2 separate regions of the Homo sapiens genome follow, and region 2 is linked to region 1. The links are chromatin loops, found by intact Hi-C in ENCODE. Cell type or tissue: endothelial cell of umbilical vein. All regions are shown on one strand. Each heading gives the region's core, and the rest is flanking DNA. Links, peaks and the distances in the headings are about the cores only.

What was found. Peaks named below come from ENCODE experiments on the same cell type or tissue, not always from the same donor. Only the 100,000 strongest peaks of a DNase experiment are listed, where the experiment ranks them.
Region 2: it touches region 1 in a loop (7-fold over the local background); 6 of 110 quality-filtered maps call a loop at or near these places.

What each region holds. Positions count from the first base shown.
Region 1 is chrX:9,879,692-9,890,323 of GRCh38, forward strand. The region is part of intron 2 of SHROOM2 (shroom family member 2); the gene reads left to right. Among named protein-coding and RNA genes, the nearest start is that of CLDN34, 82 kb to the right of the region's middle. In endothelial cell of umbilical vein, for the core only: a CTCF peak has its summit at 5,644 (motif pointing right); DNase peaks (open chromatin) are centred at 3,300, 4,530 and 5,660; H3K27ac peaks cover 2,812 bases.
Region 2 is chrX:9,935,778-9,946,409 of GRCh38, forward strand. It overlaps SHROOM2 (shroom family member 2), which reads left to right. Exons shown (of 10, transcript NM_001649.4): 7 at 1,357-1,908; 8 at 3,418-3,589; 9 at 8,864-9,136. Among named protein-coding and RNA genes, the nearest start is that of CLDN34, 26 kb to the right of the region's middle. RefSeq lists enhancers at 3,586-4,785, 4,870-5,369, 6,407-6,566, 6,707-6,786. In endothelial cell of umbilical vein, for the core only: no CTCF peak of the experiment used is centred there; a DNase peak (open chromatin) is centred at 4,794; H3K27ac peaks cover 913 bases.

The DNA.
Region 1 (10,632 bases), core at 1,949-9,948:
GAATCAATGTTTGCAAATAGTGATGGTTTCTAATATAGTAAGACTTACAGAGAATGTTTAGCTTATTTTTGTGTTGTTTTGGGGTCTCTGGAGGACCTGTATGTGCTATGCAGTGGGATCCACACTGTACAGGTTAAGTTTATTTTGAGGTTCAAGGAATTGAGAAGTTAGCATTAGCCTTAACGATGAAGTTTAAATGACTTTTATTTTTTTATCGGTTCCACAAATGATGTAGACTTTTATTTTTTAAAACAGAGCAGCTGTAATGAGATCCACCAAATTGAAAGCCCTGAGCTTTAGGAGAAAAGGTTGATCTACACTGGTTGAATTCCCAGTTTGCTATTGGCTTGGAAAGAAGAGTGTTCTGGTGAGATTTTGAGAGCAGACTCTGGGAATGTCCTCTCTTGAGACTTGAGGGCGCAGGGATCTGGGGACAGGTCTTGGTGTCTGTCATCTGGGAGGTAGTGTCCTGCGAGAGGCAGCAGCCCAGCAGACACCAAGGGCCCCTGGGATCACGTGCTGACCTCTTAGTGGGCTTAGCAGGGCAGGAGGCCCACATGTGGCTTCTGTCCAGTGTGCCACTCGCCCTTGCAGTCACCCCTAAAGGACAGGTAGATGAGGCCTTTGCAGGTCGAGACGTCCCCAAAGGCTCTGTCTGTCCCACATGGAGCACACTGAGCGGGTCCCCTCTCTGTCCATCCCGTCCTTGGCTGTGGTGGCACTGGCACGCTGTGGCATGCTCTGCCCTGCACTGGCCGCTTTGTCCAGATGGAGACAAACGTGCTTTCAGTGTGTTGCCAAGGGGCAGGGAGAGGTGATATTGGCAGAGCCATGAGCGATGGCTGCCCGGCAGGTCATAAAGGCGGAGTAAATGTCGCCTCTTCTTAGAACTGTCACCTCAAGCCCGGTTACCACTAACACCCATTGGTTCCAAGGTGGGAGAGTTTGGGGGAAGAAATGAAGTACCCGACACAGCCTTGGCCCTTTCTACAAAGTGAGGGGCATACCTTATCTGTAACAAAAGCCTGTTTTTTTTGTTGTTGTTGTTTGTTTGTTTTAATGTCACTTGCTAATTTATTCACACAAAGAAAATGCTCCATAATGAAAACAACTTCATCCCATGTCTCCCTCCCACCCACACACACTCAAACCCCTCCTGTCCCCAACTGCAAGATGCGTTCCTACGTCTTGGCTATCTGAAGGTACTTTTAGAACCAAATCCTCATAAAAACCATTTAGAATAGTTGCCTGATAACTTGGTTTTATTGTTAAAGAAAGCCTGTTTGTGGCAGTTAGAGTCCAAAGGCCTTTGGAATGGAATGGAGTGGCATGTTTAAGGAGAGTGCTCAGAAGGCTTTGCTGAATGGTAGTCATGACAGCATTGATGGGGAGGTGAAGTGGGCTGATTAAATAACTCGAGTAGTTCCGACGTCCAGACCATGTTTTGGTAAGGTAGCCAGCGTCATGGACAGGGCAGGTAGCAACAGTTCTCTGCACCACGGAGGGTAGTTGTACCATTTACTCTGCTGGTTGTGGGTGTGCTTGCCTTTAATAGTACGGAAAGCAAGGTCATTGGTCTGCAGTTATAGTAAATGACAAAGAAGAGGAAGGAATCAGATCTTTCTTCAGTGATTTCACTACTTTGATTTGCCAACTATGACATGGTGGTTTATTAAATGTAAAGACACAGAGGAATGTTCTCTGGCTCAATGCCCTTGCAAAGAAAAGGATGCCTGCCACCCTCTCGGTGAGATGATAAGTGATCAAATAAGGGAAGATTTTTATCAGCCATTCGGCATATGTCGATCCCATGTGAGTGGACGTCTGGCTTACCATAGTGACCACATGTGCAGTGGTATTTAATAGTTCTCTGAATGTGTATAGGATCTGTAAAAAGTTTGGAATAAAAGCACAAGCTTCCTTTGGAGAAATGTGATTTAGTTGTAATAGCATTTCACTACTGCCACATTCAGTTCACCTGTGGTGGTAGTGCCTGTAACTTTGCATTCAGAGGAATTCGTGGACCTTCCTCCCTCTGCCTCCCCGATTTTGCCACTGAGTTTCATCTCTTTTCATGGTCTGGGCTCAATGTTTCTTTGCTGTGCTGTGACTGTAAAGTCTCTTTTATTGGTTACTTTCCCTAAACCTCGTATCTCTTCTCTATACCTTGGTTTTTGTTTTTCTATGAAGAGTATCTTCTTAACTCTTCTAGTACCTTGAGTAACCATGGGCTCTGGGAAGGGAATTTGAGGACAAATTGAGTAAAAATACAGTAAATTATTATGGGCTTTATGTAATGAGCAGAACATCAGAAAGGGCTAGGTGGGGATATTGTTTGCTGAGCTCTAGTGGGCAGAATTCCACAAAGGGCTAGGGGAGATTGTTTCTTGAAATCTCTTTCCTTTCCCTTTGCGTCTATTTACATGGCTAGAGCGCTTTATACATAGCATAGCATTTAGAGAACAGCAGTCTGCAATCCCTTGTTGCTTTTTTTTTTTTTTTTTTGGTATGGCTTTTGCCATGTGTATACTGATATGTTGACTCAACAAGTTAAACTTTTTGTGTCTTTTTTCTTATATCCGTGGTGTTCATCCTTAGGGCTATATAAAACGAGTCATATTAATGACTGCACACTTGAATGTGCTGAGTTTCTTTGCCAACAAATTCATTCTGTTGAAACATAGCCAGGAAATTGTGTGGGTGCCCTTTTTAAAACATCAAGCTGAATGAAATGATGATTTGACACCTGGGGCATATATATGGTTGAACACAAGTGGTTTGGATACTGGGACAGCGATCGTCTTTTTTTTTCCTTTTCTTTCCAACAGTAATGGGTTTATAGAAATGAACATTACAGAGGTTAATGGGAAAAACAAGTCATTCGGGTCTGCTCCACTCCTCTGTTCTGTGCCGCTCGGTTCTGCCTGTGGCTTCTGTGGCATTCCTCTGCAGTCTTTTCTGCCATAGGACCCAGGTTGAACACCAGAGGTGGAGGCCAGAGGCGGGGCACGCTCTTGCTAGGGGTGAGGCAGGCAGGCTGGCCAGGTGGAGAGCAACTCTGGGGCTCTCACCCCACGTGAATGCTGCTGCTGGGCCCTGGCGTTTGCTTACAATGAGGCTCTGATGTCTCAGTTTCAGCTACTTAGGTCATTTGGGAATTTTTATCTTGCCTCAGTTCTCTTCATGTTTAAAAGCAGGAACTACTTGCCTCTTATCTCCTAGGACCATAGACTTTATCAGACATGATGTCACCATTCACGCAGGCATTGCCGCACCACTGCCTGGGAAAAGACACTGCATATAAATCTTCCCACAGTGCCTTTAGGGGGCGACTTTTCTTATAGAAAATACATGCAGAGTTAACCATTTCTAGAGTGCTCTGGCGTACTTGTATACATTCATGTGATGTATGTGAGAAGCACTCCCACCACGTGGTTAAAATCATTCCTTTAGGTCCCGTCTTCCAGGAGCTTGCAGCTGAGTGGGCTGAAGAGCTCTCACAAGTGCGGACTCAGAGAGGAAGGAAGGGTGGAAGTTGATCCAGGAAAGTCTTTGCTGAGGACAGGCCAGCGGAGCGATCCTTTGTAGCTGAGCCAGTTTTGAGAGGCAGATATAAACGTCTGCCAGCCATACTAGGTGCTCCAAAGCTGGAAGCCATAGCTGGAAGTTCTAGTGAGAACAGTAGAGGGGGAGGCTTGGGAGAGGGAGGTGGAAACGTAGGATGGGGCCAGCACCCAGTGGCTCACACACAGCTGCTCAGGTGGTGCAGACACTCCTGTCCCACTGCAGCCCAGACTTCCTTGGTCTTGGGGAAATGAGAATTTGCTTTATCTGCCAAGACCCTAGATGCTACAGACGCTGCCGGCCCAGGGAGCATGCTCTGAGAACCCCTGGACTAGACCACAGAGAACCTAGGAGCATGGACTTCCTTTTGTGGAAACTGGGAGCAGCTGATGGTTCTAGAGTGAGGGCAAGACCTGGCCAGGGCTGTGTTGCATGCAGGGAGACTGATCTGGCAGGAGGTGCAGGCAGACTGGGAGAGGAAGAAGCCTTCCGGAGGATTGGCAGGAAAAGGAAGGAAGCAGAGTCAGAGCTGGGGTTCATTTGATGTTTGCAGAGAGGTGGTTTTTGTTTAAAGGATTAGAAGAGTGTGAGCAATTGCCAGGTAAATTCCCTTCTCCCCAGACCCTGGGGTCTGACATCAGGAAGCTTGTCACAGTCCCTGAGGCCCCCAGACTGTTTCCAGGGCTTCCCATCCTGGACCGGTATCTGCAAGGCCTTTCCAACTGCAGACTCTTCTTTCAAAACCTGCTCTTCCTTATCTCCAAGAAGCCCTTAGAAACTATTATTTATCTGTTTTCCCACAAAACGTTCCTCAGCTCCCAGTGTAGGCCAAAAGCCCCCCACGTATGTAATACCACCAACACCCCCCGCCCCCCATCGCAGTTTCCAGGCAGGGGGACCAGGTGGGCCTGTGTTTCAGACCGTAGGCTCCCAGCAGGCCAAGGCGCCTCCCCTCCCAGACCCTGCCTTGGCCTCCAGCCAGTGCTCTTACTGTGCACTTAGTTAGCTGGGGGCACGAAACACAAACTATTTGTCTTGGGAGGAGGTGCTTCTTTGCTTTCTTCTAAAAGGTTAGGAAAATAACCCAACACTCGTGATTTTTTTTTTCTTTTCTTTTTTTTTTTTTTTTTTTTTAGTTTGAGGGAAGGGAAGGAATTCTGCTCTTTGTGAATAATAAAGATTTCATTGAAGCAGTTCTTGTAATAATTCCTTTTAAAAATAAAACAGGATATTTGATATCTAATCTGTTCTTTCTTTTTTTTTAGAGATGGAGTCTTGCTCTGTCACCCAGGCAGAAGAACAGTGGTGCAATAATAGCTCGCTGCAGCCTTGAACTCCTGGGCTCAAACATACAGCTGTTGTTCTTAATGTTCAATGACATCCTAGCATTTTTTTATATTTGTGTTCTAAACCCTGTCCTTTAAAAAAAAAAAAAAAAAAACCCAAACACTACCTAGCATATAAAATTACTCTAAAAAATTGAAGTAAGTTTCAATGAAGTTTGGTATACAATCCATGGGGAAGGGATTTCAGGGGAACCCACCATTAGAATGAATCATTCCATCTGGAGTACCAGAAAACTCGATATTGTCGATACCATGGTGTTTTGTTATATGAAAGGAATAGTATGCATTGGCTAAACATTATGTTTTGGAAGAATGATAATGGCCTGGGCTGGGTGTGGTGGCTCATGCCTGTAATCCCAGCACTTTGGGAGGCCGAGGTGGGAGGATTGCTTGAGCCCAGGAGTTCAAGACCAGCCTGGGTGACATGATGAGACTTCATCTCTTTAAAAAATTTTTGAATTAAATAAATAAAATTTTTAAATGATAATGGCTTGGGAGAATGATCACAAAACCAGGCAGACTGGGGAAAGAAAGGCACTCGTCAAGTCTGCAGGATGAAAGGGAATACACAGAAACATGTCTGTCCTGCACATGAGACCCACGGTTCTAGGGACAAGGTGGTTTAAAGTGTTTAAAGAGTGCGTGGCTTGTGCAGGAGGAAACACCACAGCCTTCAGTCTACTCAAGTCCTTCTGGGAGCCCTTGAAACTCAGCCAGAGGGACCGGGAGTGTAGGCGGGCTCTAGGTGGCGCCAGAGCACTCTGTCCCCAACTCCACGGGTCTGTGATTGAGCGACCAGCATGTAGGGGCTGAAGGTCCTCCCCACCATCTCCTTATCAACACCAATCCAGCCATTTCAGAGGTGCCAACAAACAGAAACCACTCTGACCCCGGCTTGATCCCCAAATACATTCATTATGCACCAGGAAATTCAGAAGACTTGAGAAAAAAAGCATATATATTAGTAAATTTTCACTGTCCACAGTAACCAAGATATCTTCAGTTAAAGCAGAAAGAGTGCAACTCTTTTCACTGTGTGTCTTCATTTGCTTATTTAAAAAATTATCCCTAGGCCAGGTACAGGGGCTCACGCCTGTAATCCCAGCACTTTGAAAGACCGAGGCAGGCAGATTTCTTGAGCCCAGGAGTGTGAGACCAGCCTGGGCAACATAACGATACCCCATCTCTCATTATACAAAAAGTTAGCTTGGCGTGGTGGTGTGTGTCTGTGGTCCCAGCTACTCAAGAGGCTGAGGCGGGAGGATCACTTGAGCCCAGGAGGTCGAGGCTGCAGTGAGCCATGATTGCGTCACTGTACTCCAGCCTGGGTGGCAGAGGGAGAGCCTGTCAAAAAAAAAAAAAAAAAAGCCACAATTCGTATAAGAACTGCTGACCGTGTCATATGTAAGAACACATATATCTGTATATTATCTTTTTAAAAAGCAGCTTCTGGGTTTGTTTTCATTTTTTCATTGCCTCATACAGCATTGCTCATTCTCTTCAGACAGTTTGGAAAGAGTGTGTGCTTGTGCAGGAATAAACCAGGTGAGATGCATTTTCTGAAGGCATGGAAGTCTCACTTCCAGGCAGGTTCCCTGCCTGCCTCCGACAACTCCCACCCAAGATGCCTTCTGCACATGCATTCCCGTCCATGGGGAGCCCTCTTCCATGCCATCAGCCTCTCTGGCTGTGACGCCCCTGTTCGGACTGTCCTATCTTCCTCTTTCCCTGGCCTGCATTTTGACCTCAACCCTGTATCTTTTTGTCCCCGCCGATGGACACATCCACAGGGATGTCCCATAGCTATGGGAGATGCACAATATACACTTTGGGTTTTTGTTGTTGTTGATAATTATGGTAAAATACACATAAAATTTACCATCCTAACCATTGTAATGTTCAGTAGCATTAAGTGTATTCACATCATACAACCAATCTCCAGAAACTTGTTTCATCTTGCAAAACAGAGGCTCTATATGCATTAAACAGCAACTTCTCAGTCTCCCCTCCCCCACCCCCTGGCAACCACCATTCTACTTTCTGCATTCATGATTTTGACAAATCAGGTACCTCATATAAGTTGAATCATACAGCATTTGTCCTTTTGTAACTGTCTAATGTCACGTAGCATACCATCCCCAAGGTTCTTCCATGTTGTAGCATATGTCAAAATTTCCTTTTCATTGACAAGTAATATTCCATTGTATGGAATAGACCACATTTTGTTTGTCCATTCTTCCACCCATGGAACAGTATACGTTTTGACTAAATGGCCAGCTGTTAAAGTCTGTATTAGATATAAGCTGAGTATCATCATTATAGAATAAACTTCTAAGGTAAAAGTAAATCTGAAATGATATTATTATTACAATTTTGTTTTAAAACATAATGTTCCGATTTCAACAGAATGATTTTGGTCCAGGAACGGGATTGTTTAGCCTTCTCAGCTGCTAGAAGGCTTCTGTGGTCACTGCCTTATTCATTTGCAACACTGAATTAATTCTTATTTTAGCCTGAGGCCAGTGGAAGGTTGAGATGTATTTTGGGTTTTTTGGCTAACTGCTGGTTTAGGTTAATGTTACCAGCAAGCTGCTGTCTCCCCGATGTAACTGACCAAGCTAAAGGGCTAATTTCTCTTCATACTTGGATTTAAGGAATCGGTGCATGGGGATGATTCATTTTATTTGAAACAGTTCTGCAAACTGAAGCTTTGTGTACATGGGGAGGAAGATACTTCCTGGATATTTTCAGAAGCAGATTTAAGGCCGAGCATGGTGGCGCATGCCTGTAATCTCAGTGCTTTCGGAGGCTGAGGCAGGAGAGTTGCTTGAGGCCAGGAGTTTGAGACCAGCCTGGGCAACATAGCAAGACCTCATCTCTACAAAAAATAAAAAATTAAAATTATTATGTTTTTAAAAGCAGATTTAAGATGATTACTCTCCATTTTGATCATCTTTGCTGCATGAAAAGTGGCCCCAAAATTAGTGGTGTCAAACAGAAGTTCTAGTTGTAAAATTGAGCACAAAGCAATTGGCCTATACGGAGGTACTCAGAAGCATGCTATGTGTTAGGGCTGGCTATTTCAAGATTTAAAAATATGCTCTAGAAAATCTCTAAAAGGTAGTTATCTGCACATGATAGAAGGGTTGGGGAGGGAGGCGGTGTAAACAGTCACTGTGCTAGGGTTGCAGGCAGCAGACAGTCGCAGGGGCGTAGCAGCATTCCTGCCATGCAGCTGAGATGGGGTTACTACATCTCTAAGGCAGTGCTCCAGCTGCAGGGCTGCAGATGTTCCATATCTGTGCTGCCCAGGCAGTAGCCACTACCCACATGTGGCCATTGAGCACTCGCAATGTGGCCAGAATGACCAAGGAACTGAACTTTGGATTTTGTCACTTTGAATAAATTAACCACTTATGAATAAGGATAAGTGACTTCCCTCCTCCCTCTTGACTCGTCAGTGGCTACACCCGGGATTGATGTCCATCTGTCCAGGGCCAAAGCTAGGAATAGAGGCAGGGCACAGCTGCGACTCACTCTCTCCCTTCCCCCATGACAGGGGCCTTCCGCGGGGCTGGCTTGAGCAGCAGCAGATGCCCAGAAGCTTTGGGCCTTGGTTCTGGCTGCTGGCTGGGTTCCTCAGTCTTTTTCCACGTTGCCTCTGCAGGGGCCATACGTGCAAATGACTTCCTTCTCTCCTGTGTCTGGTGCGTGGGGCCAGGAGGTTGGGCGACAGCTGGGGCTGCCTGGTGTCGCTTTCCATACGGCCTTATCCACGTGGCTCACTTGGGCTTCCTCATGCCATGGCATGGCACGGTCACTGGATTCCTCATAATCTGTCACACGTATATATTTTTTAAAAGACAGGGTCTTGCTCTGTCCCCCAGGCTGGAGTGCAGTAGCGCAAACACGGCTCACTACAGCCTCAACCTCCTGGGCTCAAATCATCCTCCCACCTCATTCTCCCTAGTAGCTGCAACCACAGATGCGCGCCACCACGCCCGGCTGATTTTTAAATTTTGTGCTGAGATGGGGTCTTGCTATGCTACCCAGGCTGATCTCAAACTCCTGGCCGAAAGCAATCCTCCCACGGCAGTCTCTCAAAGTGCTGGGATTACAGGTGTGAGCCACAGCACCCGGCCATTTGCATGCATACTTTGTGAGAACAAAATCTGTTGCTAATATTCTTATATGTGCTTGCTAATGATAGTTTATCTGGGAGAACTTTTATTGTACCCATGGAGAACTGCTGACCCTCTAAACCAGCTAGTAGCCCAGTTATTCCCGAAGCAGGGCTGAACTAGCGTCGTCTTGAGTGTCAGACGTTTTCTTTTCCTAGCCTTCTCTTTTTCTCCCCTTTCCTCCAGTTTCAGTCAGTCTAGTTTATTTTCTTCATTAATTAACTATAAAGGAAGATGAAAGAAGTTGTGGATGTCATAGCACAGAGAAAGCCAGCTGAAAATGAAATTCACATGGCCAGAACCTTCCTTACGAGGATTTTGAGAAATTCCATGAGGTACAGTCTGGGTTTTACAATTGCTTTCCTTCCATGGGGTGCTGAATTTGTCTTTTATACTTTCTCTTTGGTTCCTGGGAAACTGTCATAAAGTCAGCATGTTCCACATTTTGCCACCCGTATACTTTTCCTCGTTAAAATGATCTGAGTCATCGAAAGGTTTGTGTTATACATGCTTTTCAGTTTTATTTTGTAAAATGTTCTTTATTGCATAATGTTCTTTAATGTTTTTGCCTGCTGGGAAAAACATCTGATCTCCACAAAGTATTTAAAGAGGCCCGCTTGAGCTCGTTCTCCATTCTTGATTGGGTTATCAGCTGTCAGTTCTGTCCCAAATTAGAGAAATGTAAAGCTGGCTTCCTACCATGAGGCTGGAGAAGTGAGCTCGGGAGGAGGATCTCACGCCCAGCAGTGTTCCCCTGGAGGCCCTATTGCATTACCGACATCCATTGGGATTTCTAACCAGACACACCTCATCACATCTGGGCAGATGTGGCCAAGACACTAAGAAGCCACACATGGGATGGTGGGGACTGTGGCGGGGGAGCCCAGGAAAGCTCGTCCATATTCAGGAGCCCTGGCTGAAGGGACTTTAGCCTTTTGGTGTGGGTTGTCATGACTCCCTGGGGGGATCTTTGGTTGACTAAGAGGCTCAGGGGAAGATGCGGCTACTAGTCTTAGTTAACCAGAAGGTGGCTGTCTTTACTTTGTTACCTAGGTAAATAGACACAGATAAGCTGTCTGAACTGTGTGTGACCCAGCCGCCTGAGGGACCCATATACCTTTTCTCCAGCAAAAGATAGGAGATGCTGTTTGTGTTCATACTGGGGCAGGGAGAGGGCAACATTTGCTTACTTATTTATTTAGAATAAATGTTCTTTATTTATTTTTACATTTGTAAGATTTTAAATTGACAAGTTAACAGTTGTCCATATTTATGGAGGAACACATTTTAGAGATAAGGGCTGGCTGAGTGTGGTGGCTCACACCTGTAATCCCAGTACTTTGGGAGGCCAAGGTGAGTGGATCACTTGAGGTCAGGAGTTCAAGACCAGCCTGGCCAACATGGTAAAACCTGGTCTCTGCTAAAAATACAGAAATTAGCTGGGCGTGGTGGTGAGCGCCTGTAATCCCAGCTACTTGGGAGGCTAAGGCAGGAGAATCGCTTGAACCTGGGAGGCCCAGGTTGCAGTGAGCCAAGATCAT
Region 2 (10,632 bases), core at 1,369-9,368, 56 kb after region 1:
TACATTTGTGTAACATCGTAGGGGCAGTTTTGGGTTGACTTCATTAGAAACACATCCTAATTTGGGGTTGTGGAGTTTGGCCTGTTTCTTTTTGCTTCCCTCCTGACCACCAGCATATGGGGCTGCTTCTCCAGTGCTCTGAAAAGCTCTTGGCTGAGATGGCCCTGGTCAGCATGGTCTAGCACGGTGCCGCTGAGAGCAGCAGGTGCAGGGCTGCCCCAGACAAGGGACTGTGGCATTGCTGGGCCTGTTCCTCCTGTTCTCTCTCCCCCAGTCTCCCAGGGATGCTTTAGGTACCTCTCTAGTCCCTTTCATCCAGAAACTTTTCTTTTTTTTTTGAGATGGAGTCTTGCTCTGTTGCCCAGGCTAGAGTGCAGTGGTGTGATCTCAGGTCACTGATCTCAGCTCACTGCAACTTCTGCTTCCCAGGTTCAAGCGATTCTCATGCTTCAGCTTCCCGAGTAGGTGGGATTACAGGTGCGCACCACCACACCCGGCTAATTTTTGTATTTTTAGTAGAGACAGGGTTTCTCCATGTTAGCCAGGTGGGTCTCGAACTCCTGACCACAAGTGATCCACCCGCCTCGGCCTTCCAAAGTGCTGGGATTACAGGCATGACCCACCACATCTGGCTGACACTTTTTTAAAAAAAAAGCAAAACTGTGCCCTTTGGAAGTAATACAGAACCGATGACTCGCTGCTTACTGCGAGATCGTATCTCACTGGTGTGCAAATCTGTGCAACGCTAGCTTGAAGCACAGCGGGCGGGGGGTACAAGGACAGTGTTGGGTGGGCTGTCCTGCATATGGCACAGGAGGTTCTCCCAAGTGGGGTGGTGGGGGGCTTTGGCCTGACTCCAAGCACGGCCACTCCGGAGAGGAGCCCTCCCCAGGCCCTGAGAACTACGCAGGAACCCGCGGGCCTGCACCAACCTAAGGACGGATGGGAATCCTGGAAAATGCCCATCCACTGCAGGCTTCCCCTACAAAAGAACATTTAACCCAACAGGGCTTGTTGAAGTTTGCATTATCATCTGCGGAATGACAAATGGTATTAAATAGTCCTCACAGCCCTCCACGAACCCCTGGAGGACACCTTGGGATGCCTCAGGGGTGGCATTGGCGGTTTGAGCATAGAAAGGATGCTGTGGTTGGAAGGCGGAGGTAGGAGTCAGAGGGAGCTTCTTGAGGCCTCTGCCTCATCCAGGATGTGGGATCATGGAGGCTCCTTCGAGTTGGGTGGCTGGCTAGTGCCTTTGAGTCAGGTTCCCATCCAGAGGGGAGGGCAGGGGACACGTCAATCAGGGTCTGTGGCTGGAGCATGCTTTGCGATTTCAGCAGACTGTTCATCTTCCAGAATTGAGCGGGTGATGGACAACAACACCACGGTGAAGATGGTGCCCATCAAGATCGTGCACTCGGAGAGCCAGCCAGAGAAGGAGAGCCGCCAGAGCCTGGCATGCCCCGCCGAGCCACCTGCCCTGCCCCACGGGCTGGAGAAAGACCAGATCAAGACGCTGAGCACATCTGAGCAGTTCTACTCGCGCTTCTGTCTGTACACGCGGCAGGGTGCTGAGCCCGAGGCCCCACATAGGGCCCAGCCGGCTGAGCCCCAGCCCCTGGGCACCCAGGTGCCCCCCGAGAAAGACCGCTGCACCTCCCCTCCAGGGCTCAGCTACATGAAGGCCAAAGAGAAGACTGTGGAAGACCTGAAGTCGGAGGAGCTGGCCAGGGAGATCGTGGGGAAGGATAAGTCCCTGGCCGACATCCTGGATCCCAGTGTGAAGATCAAAACCACTATGGACTTGATGGAAGGCATCTTCCCCAAAGACGAGCACCTCCTGGAAGAAGCCCAGCAACGGAGGAAGCTGCTCCCCAAAATCCCCTCTCCTAGAAGCACAGAGGAGAGGTGAGTAGGCGTGGCCTCCCAGCTTGGGCGTGACTCTGCCTGGCATCTCTTAGGCTTGTAAAGGGAAGGGGGTCTGCCTCTCTGTTTTCATGCGTGCTTTTGGGGAAGACGGGTTTTCATAAGGGCTCCTCGATGCTTAGCACTTTTTGGCTTTTTTGTGAGCCTCCGGAAAGAGAAATGGAGGGTTAACGGCTTTGGGCCTGACATGAAAATACACACTGCAGACCACCAAGCTGCCTTGGCCTGAGGCCAGCAGGATTTCTGATGATGCCCACAGGTCTCCTTTCTCGTAAGACAGCTGTTCTCAGTGGGGGCCGCTGTCTACCCTGGGGGACAGTTGGCAATGTCACTGTGGGGAGGGGTGTTCCAAGCATCTGGTGGGTGGAGCCCAGGAACACTGCTCAACATCTACAGTGCACAGGAGGGCCCCCCCCACAGAGAGTCATCCAGCCCCCACGTGTCCCTAGTGCCAACATGAGAATGAAGGCTTAGATTGAATATATATGTGTTTCTTTATGAAATGTTTTTTTAAAACTTTATTTGAAATTTTTTTACATCTGCATTTAAAAAATTTATTATAATTTGGCCAGGCACAGTGGTGCACACCTGTAATCCCAGCACTTTGGCTGACCGAGGTAGGCAGATCATTTAAGCCCATGAATTCAATACCAGCCTGGACAACATGGCAAAACCCAGTCTCTACAAAAAGTACAAAAAATTAGCCAGGCGTGGTGGTAGACACCTGTAGTCCCAGCTACTCGAGAGGCTGAGGTGGGAGGATCACTTGAGCCCAGGAGTTGGAGGCTGCAGTGAGCTATGATGGTGCCACTGCACTCCAGTGTGGGTGACAGAGTAAGACCCCATCTCTTGAAATAGAAATGAAAAAAAATTACGACAATTTACACCTGCCTGAACAAATGTATTTTAATTGGTTTTGTAAGTAGCACTTTCAGCGTATCTCCTTCAGCCACTTGACCACAAAGGCATGCGTGGTGGCATCTTCCCTGCTGCTGACATATGTTCTGCCAGCACAGCGTCATTCATGGGTAGGAAGGTGGAGTGGGTATGACACACAGCCAAGGAGGAGCAGCTGGACCAAGTGGACCCAGGCAGGAGGGCGCCGACAGGGCTGCTGGGAGGAAGGGAGAAGGGTTGGTGTTTGTAGATAGCGTCACACATGTCCTTGTCCTCATCAACCCAGGCTCCTGGTAGAGATCATCTGTGCTCTCACCTCTGTAGCAGAGATTCTTAGATATTCCTGCTTATTTGAGTTTTTGCCTTTTTTAAAAACTATGTTTCATACACTTACGAGTATCCATTTGACAGGGTTGATGGTTTTTAGTTTTAACCTTGTTACCTACTTACTTTTCCCCCTTTGGCTGTCTCATCTCCCTGGCTGGTGTCCTTTCGTGAGCACCAGTGTTGATTTGTCACAACCCAGGGGGTGGGGCAGAGGGGCTGTTTGCGTGCACAGTCCCAGCTCATTGAAGTTCCCACACCTTTACCCAGGAAAGAGGAGCCCAGCGTGCCTGCGGCCGTGTCCCTGGCCACCAATTCTACCTACTACAGCACGTCGGCCCCCAAGGCGGAGCTGCTGATCAAGATGAAGGACCTGCAGGAGCAGCAGGAGCACGAAGAGGATTCGGGAAGCGACTTGGACCACGACCTGTCGGTGAAGAAGGTAGGAGAGTCCATTCCAAATGACAGCGTGTGCGTGTCCAGGCAGGGGCAGGCATCCGGATCACACCATCCTGCCCCAGCGCAGACCCTGCACCACGTGTCCCAGGGCGTTTGTGTTCAGCTTTCACTCAGGACAGTGGAATTTGAGGTGATATTAGTGAAGCCCTCTGTTGTTAGTTCTATGTCCTAATCTTGAGCCATTCCACAAACGTCTCTTTGCTGTTTCAATAGGATCCAATGTCAAATTAGTTTAGTCACCATTCTCTTTCATTTTATCTTATTTATTTATTTTTGAGACAGGGTCTTGCTCTGTCGTGCAGGCTTGAGTGCAATGGTGCAATCATGGCCCACCGCAGCCTTGACCTCCTGGCCTCAAGCGATCCCCCTGCCTCAGATAAAGGAAAATTATTTTCAAATTAGAAAGTGGTAACTTTTTTTTGAGATAGAGTCTCCCTCTGTCACCCAGGCTGGAGTGCAGTGGCACACTCTCAGCTCACTGCAACCTCTGCCTCCCGGGTTCAAGCAATTCTCCTACCTCAGCCCCTCGAGTAGCTGGGATTACAGGCACCTGCCACCAAGCCTTGCTAATTTTTGTATTTTTAGTAGAGATGGGGTTTCACCATGTTGGCCAGGCCGGTCTCGAACCTCAAGTGATCCACCCACCGCAGCCTCCCAAAGTGCTGGGATTACAGGCGTGAGCCACTGCTTCCGGGCTGGAAGATGGTAACTTTTTGGTTCAAGGTATTAAAAAGGGAAATGAAAATTAAGGGTTTAGGTCTTGGGGCTTTTACGGGCCCTCCATCTGGCACACGGTACCATTCGCTTCATTCTGGTTGCACATTCCTCTTTTAAAAAATAATAAAGAATCCAAAACATGTTCGGTTTTTCCACACAGAACCAGGAAAATCATACCATCTGGACCATTTGAATTTGGGTCACACCCTAGGTTTAGAGAACTGCATTCTTTGCTCGCATGCCTTTGTTTTTCATGATATAATGAATTTCAGAAGCGGCATGCCTTGATTCTGCCGCCCTCATCTGTGGGGCACTCTGTCCACCTGCTTTGGGAGGCTGGAGATGCTGGGAAGCCGCCTCACCAGAAGTGTGGCTCCGGAACTGAGTGAGTCACTGTGGGCTGGAAGTTGGCCTCACTTTAGTTCAGCAAGTGTGAGTTGGGCACCTGCACCAGAAGCACATGCTGTACATCCCAGCTCTCTATGGTGCTGATGACTCAGCGGTCCTGTTTTCCTGCTTGATTGGACAAAGCGGCCACTGCTGCATTACATTTTCTCCCTGCTTTCCCGCAGCCACACGCTTATGATGTCGCACATTCCTGCAACGCGTGCACAGGCGGAGGCGTGTTCAGGGAGGAAGCGAGCATAGCGCAGATGGGGACTTAGCAGGCCACCTGCTCTGTAGCTGCTTCAGGGGAACATATGAGACCCTAATTCCGTAGGCTTCCAACATTCCCAGGGCGACCACAGTTGTCTCAGTCACAGCATTGCTAGGTGGTCATAGAGCTGAGAGCCAAATCAGGGAACCCTCTGTTTTAGGAGAAGACTAAGGACAGAGTTGAGAGAGTGGAAGCCCCAGGCAGGGAGGCAGCAGGGGGCTCTGGTGGCTGGTAGAGAAGCATCACGCAGAGATGACAAGATATGGTTTTATACTTGGGGCAGCTCAGAAGGACTCTGCCCAGAAAAGAGGGCACCATGTTGAGTTGAACCAGATAGCTGATTGGTTTAAGTTTAGAATCTTTGAGAATTATGGCTTTTCCCTGGAACCAGGAGGTGAGTGCAGGGCCCAGACAGAATAGACCTTGTTTCCCCTATAGAAGGGAACAAAAGGTGGAGGAAGGGAATGAATGGCCCAGGGCTCATTCTTAGTGGAGGGATGAGAGTGGCTGTGTGCCTGGTCTCTACTGTTGCAGGCTCTTACCTGAGCCTCCTGGAAAGCCACGCACTGCAAGAAATAGCAGATGGGCCTGCCAGACAGTATGGACCACAGTGGTGAGCCCTTCAGCACCCTGGGTGGTGTGGACAGCCACTGATCTGTTCACTGTCCCAGGCCAGGTCTTGTCTCAGAAATCTTTGAAAGCCAACGGCTGTTCTTTATACAATGGCCCTTTAACAAAGGGGAAATGGTTTCAATAAAAATTTGCATATGACATGTAAAAGAACCAATAAAGAAATCTGGACTCCTTTCAGAGAGCCCAGTTTCAAATTAGCTCAGCTGAGGTAGGTTTTGAGGGCACATGTTCATGCACCAGTATAAAATCTACATTTCCGTAATTGCTGAAGAATAATGGCACTGAAAATTTCCTGAGCGGCCGGGCGCGGTGGCTCACGCTTGTAATCCCAGCACTTTCGGAGGCCGAGGTGGGCGGATCACGAGGTCAGCAGATCGAGGCCATCCTGGCTAACATGGTGAAACCCCGTCTCTACTAAAAATACAAAAAATTAGCCAGGCGTGGTGGCGGGCGCCTGTAGTCCCAGCTACTCGGGAGGCTGAGGCAGGAGAATGGCGTGAACCTGGGAGGCGGAGCTTGCAGTGAGCTGAGATAGCGCCACTGCACTCCAGCCTGGGTGGCAGAGCAGAGACTCCGTCTCAAAAAAAAAAAAAAAAAAAAAAAAATTCCTGAGCAGCCCTGGCGGGCGTCCTTCCTTATCCACAGTTCCCTGCATTGCTTGCAGTCTTCCTTCAGGCTAGCATTGGTATCAGGAATTTGGGAAGTTCTTCATGCCTGTTTCCTGTTTTGTGCTTTTCCCTCAAGTGATGACTATCTAAAATTTGGCCACATTCTCAGCTGTGAGATTCTCAACTTAAACAGTCTCTCCAGATAGGTAGTGAGTAGGAAAAGGCACAAACCACTTTTCCTCTGCTCTCACGCCACAGCAACCAACACAGAAGACTTCGGTGACCACATGTGTGAGGGGGGTTTCCCACACACCCAGCGAGCAGTCACTTCTGCAGCAGACACCAGCTGGGTGGCCTCTGATTCAGTTCAGATGTGACACTGTCAAATTGGAGGTAGCGTCTCATCCCACGGGTTGAGGGCTCAGTCCCCAAGACTGCACCCCCCACACACACCAGTCGCAAGTCTGAGTCTCAGGGACTTCTGACCAACCACCTTCAAGTTGGGGTTCCCATGACCCCCTCTTTAGTTTCCATTACTTTGCTAGAGTGGCTCACAGAACTCAGGGAAACATTTACATCTATGATAAAGAATGTTACAAAGGATACACATGAAGAGATGTGTAGGGCGAGGCATGGGGAAAGGGGTGCGGAAGAGCTTCCATGCCCTCCCTGGGTGCTCCACCCTCCAGGAACCTTCTTGTCTTCACCTGTCAGGAAGTCTCCAGCCCCGTCTTCTTGGGCCTTTTATGGAGCCTTCATTGGATAGGCCTGATAGAAATCTGTGTAGAAATGTGATTGGACAAAAAGACTACAATCCAGTCCTAACAGACCGAGGAGAAAGCCACAAGGTCTGCCTGTTGAGATTCTTGTTGGCCTCTCTGTGTAGCGTTCCTTCCCCCTAGGTGTGCCGCAGGACCCTTCAGGAATATGGGGATCTTAAGACCTGCATTCATTCAAGGCGGTGGAGGATTTCTTTATGGAAAGGTTGGGGAAGATTAGATCTTGCTTTGGGCAGGTAAAAGTTTAAGACCAGCCTGGGCAACATGGAGAGACCCCGTCTCTACAAAAATAAAAAAATTATCTGGGTGTGGTGGTGCATGCCTATGGTCCTAGCTGCTTAGGAGGCTGAGGTGGGAGGATTGGTTGAGCCCAGGAGGTCACTGCTGCAGTGAGTGGTGATCATGCCACTGCACTCCAGCCTGGGCAACAGAGTGAGACCCTGTCTCAAAAAATAAAATAAAATAAAATAAAATAAATGCATCCATGTGAGGGAAAGACCTCACGCAATCAGGAAATAGGCTGCCTCGTATCTGGCACATGTTTCTCCTGCTGTGGGGTTGACTTTTCCTGCCTAATGCTCATCCGGCTGGTCATTTTACCCATAGATTATGGAATCAGGGCACGACCACTTGAAGCCAGGAGTTTGAGGCTGTAGTGCACTATGATCATGTCTGTGAGTAGCCACTGCACTGCAACTTGGGCAACATAGCAAGACCGCTTCTCTAAACAAGTAGAAAAAAGGTCATCATTTAGAAGGCTGGTGGGAAAGGGCATAGAGTGTTAGTGTCTAATAGTTACGCAGTTTCAGTTGGGGAAGATGACAGAGTTCTAGAGACGGATGGTGGTGACAGGTGCATCGCAGCATGAATGTACCACACACCACAGAACTATGCTCTGAAAAGTGGTCAAGATGGCAAGCTTTATGTTACATATATTTTACTACAATTTTGAAAACAGTCATCTGTTTGCATTTTGGTCAAGTTGAAATCAGTAGGTTATAGTAAAAGACTGTTAAGTTCATTCGTATCCCTTTATTGGTCTTAATTTTTATATGCTAGTATTAGCAATTAAAATTTTTTTTCTTTTTTTTTCTCTTTAGCAATTAAAATTTTAATTGCTAGGCCAGGCCCGGTGGCTCACACCTGTAATCCCAGCACTTTGGGAGGCCAAGGCGGGTGGATCACCTGAGGTCAGGAGTTCAAGACCAGCTTGGCCAACATGGTGAAACCCCATCTCTACTAAAAATACAAAAATTAGCCAAGTGTGGTGGTGCACGCCTGTAATCCCAGCTACTCAGGAGGCTGAGGCACGAGAATTGCTTGAACCCGGGAGGCCATTGCACTCCAGCCTGGGCAACAGAGCAAGACCCTGTCTCAAAAATAAAAATTAAATAAATAAAAATAATTGCTAGTGACAATAATTATATGTACAGGACACATAACTAATCACGGAATTTGGTGCTGGACATAAGACTCACTACTTTCTCTCTATGTGAATCTTTAAATTAGAAAATTCCAAAGGACAGAATACATAGGTCTGTGACTCCTTCCAAAGATATGGGTTGAAACTGCATCTACCATGACGAGCATCGGGGCCACAACTCCGACGTTCTCTAATAGGGCATGAACAGAACGAGAACAGGTTTATTTTATTTTTAAATGCCAATAGTGCCATTAGGAGTCATTCTTCTTTCCCTTAGTCGTATAAATCCCCTATTATTTGGTGATGCAAAAGTGAGCTTTCACGCAGGTCAGCTGCACCTTTCACGTAGGTGCGCCAAGGTGGCAGTGAGCAGTGTGGCCGGGGTGGGGGCCGGCCTAACCAGTGTCTCCGTGTTCCCTTGCCATCCCGTGCCCAACAGCAGGAGCTCATCGAGAGCATCAGCCGCAAGCTGCAGGTGCTCCGGGAGGCCCGCGAGAGCCTGCTGGAGGACGTGCAGGCCAACACCGTGCTGGGGGCCGAGGTGGAGGCCATCGTGAAAGGCGTCTGCAAGCCCAGCGAGTTTGACAAGTTCCGGATGTTCATTGGAGACCTGGACAAAGTGGTGAACCTCCTGCTGTCGCTGTCAGGCCGCCTGGCCCGGGTGGAGAATGCCCTCAATAATTTGGACGACGGCGCTTCTCCCGGTGATCGGGTAAATGCAGATACGTCTGACTTGGAAATGGGGGGTGGTCTCGTGGGAAGGCTGTTTTTCAAGTGTCGTGAAAGTCAGCTCCTTGGAGCCTAGCATAGCTTCCACATGGCCTGTCCACCTCCTCCTGCAGACCTTGTCGAGACAGTGCACGCTCTATACCCTCTCCTTCCTTTTATATTTCTTTAGTTGTTTGTTTGTTTGTTTGTTTGTTTGAGACAGGGTCTCATTCTGTTGCCCAGGCTGGAGTGCAGTGGTGCGATCTCGGCTCACTGCAGCCTCTGCCTCCCGAGGTTCAAGAGATTCTCCCACCTCAGCTTCCCGGGTAGCTGAGCTCCCAGGTGCATGCCACCATGCCTGGCTAATTTTTGTATTTTTTTGGTAGAGATGGGATTTCACTATGTTGGCCAGGCTGGTCTGGAACTCCTGAGCTCAAGTGATCCGCCTACCTCAGCCTCCCAAAGTGCTGGGATTACAGGTGTGAGCAACTGTGCCTGGCCTCCTTCCTTTTAATTGAGGGGAAAAGGTGCTTATCAGATGCAGGGAGTTGAACCGTCATTGGACTGCAGGGTTGCGGGATCTTCTCAAAGAACTGTTACCTCTTTTTAACATCTTTTTAGATATTCCTATTGACTCTTACTGATAATTGTCTCTTCTTAGAAAAATCATGTTGTTGTTGTTTTTACTTTTCTTTTACCATGTATAAGTCCGTAACAGACATGCCTGCCTGCTGACGATCGTAAGTACTCAATGATAGCTATTTTCTTGTGGTGGTTGTAGCTGTGATTTAACAAGAGGGCATGTATCAGTCTAGAAGGAAGCAGACAGTGCATCTAACTTCAAGGCGTTTCTCAGTGGGTCTGTCTTTTCGTCCTTTCACATATGAACCAAGAGAAATAATAGCTGCCTCGTTGGCTTTTACCTCATAGGCCAAATATCAGTAAAACAGCTAGTTTTGTTTGCACAGAACAGGCCTTCAGAATGTTCATCTGTATCATGAATAAAACATCTTAACCTCTCTCAGAAGGGGAGCAGAAGAAGCACCCTTCCCCTTTCTCCAGGTGAGGGTGATTTGGGCCACGCAGAACGCTGTCCTGGCGCTGGGCTTGGAGACGGTGCCCTTCTGCACTCAGCCGAGTGCTTAGTAACTGTGTCGTGGAACTAGCTAGGTCAGGGTGGCACCGTGCCCGAGGGGGCTGCTGGCCGACACCCGTGCACAGCACTGCGTCTTCTCCACCCTCAGGCTTCCTTGTGTGCAGATATGCTCTGCAGGCTCGGGGGCTTCTCCTCCTCCTGCCAGGAGCATTTAGTAAGCCTACCCTGAATTCCTCTCGAGTCCACCCATGTGGCCAGCTGTCCCACGGTGTTCCCATGGAGCGGACCTTGACGCCAAGAGGGCCCCGCAGTCCTTTGCCCTTTGCAGCATCTCAGAATTCTGTCGTTGTGAGTCCCTTGGTGACTCTTCTGCTCACCATTCGAGGCAGGTGGGAGAGAGTCAG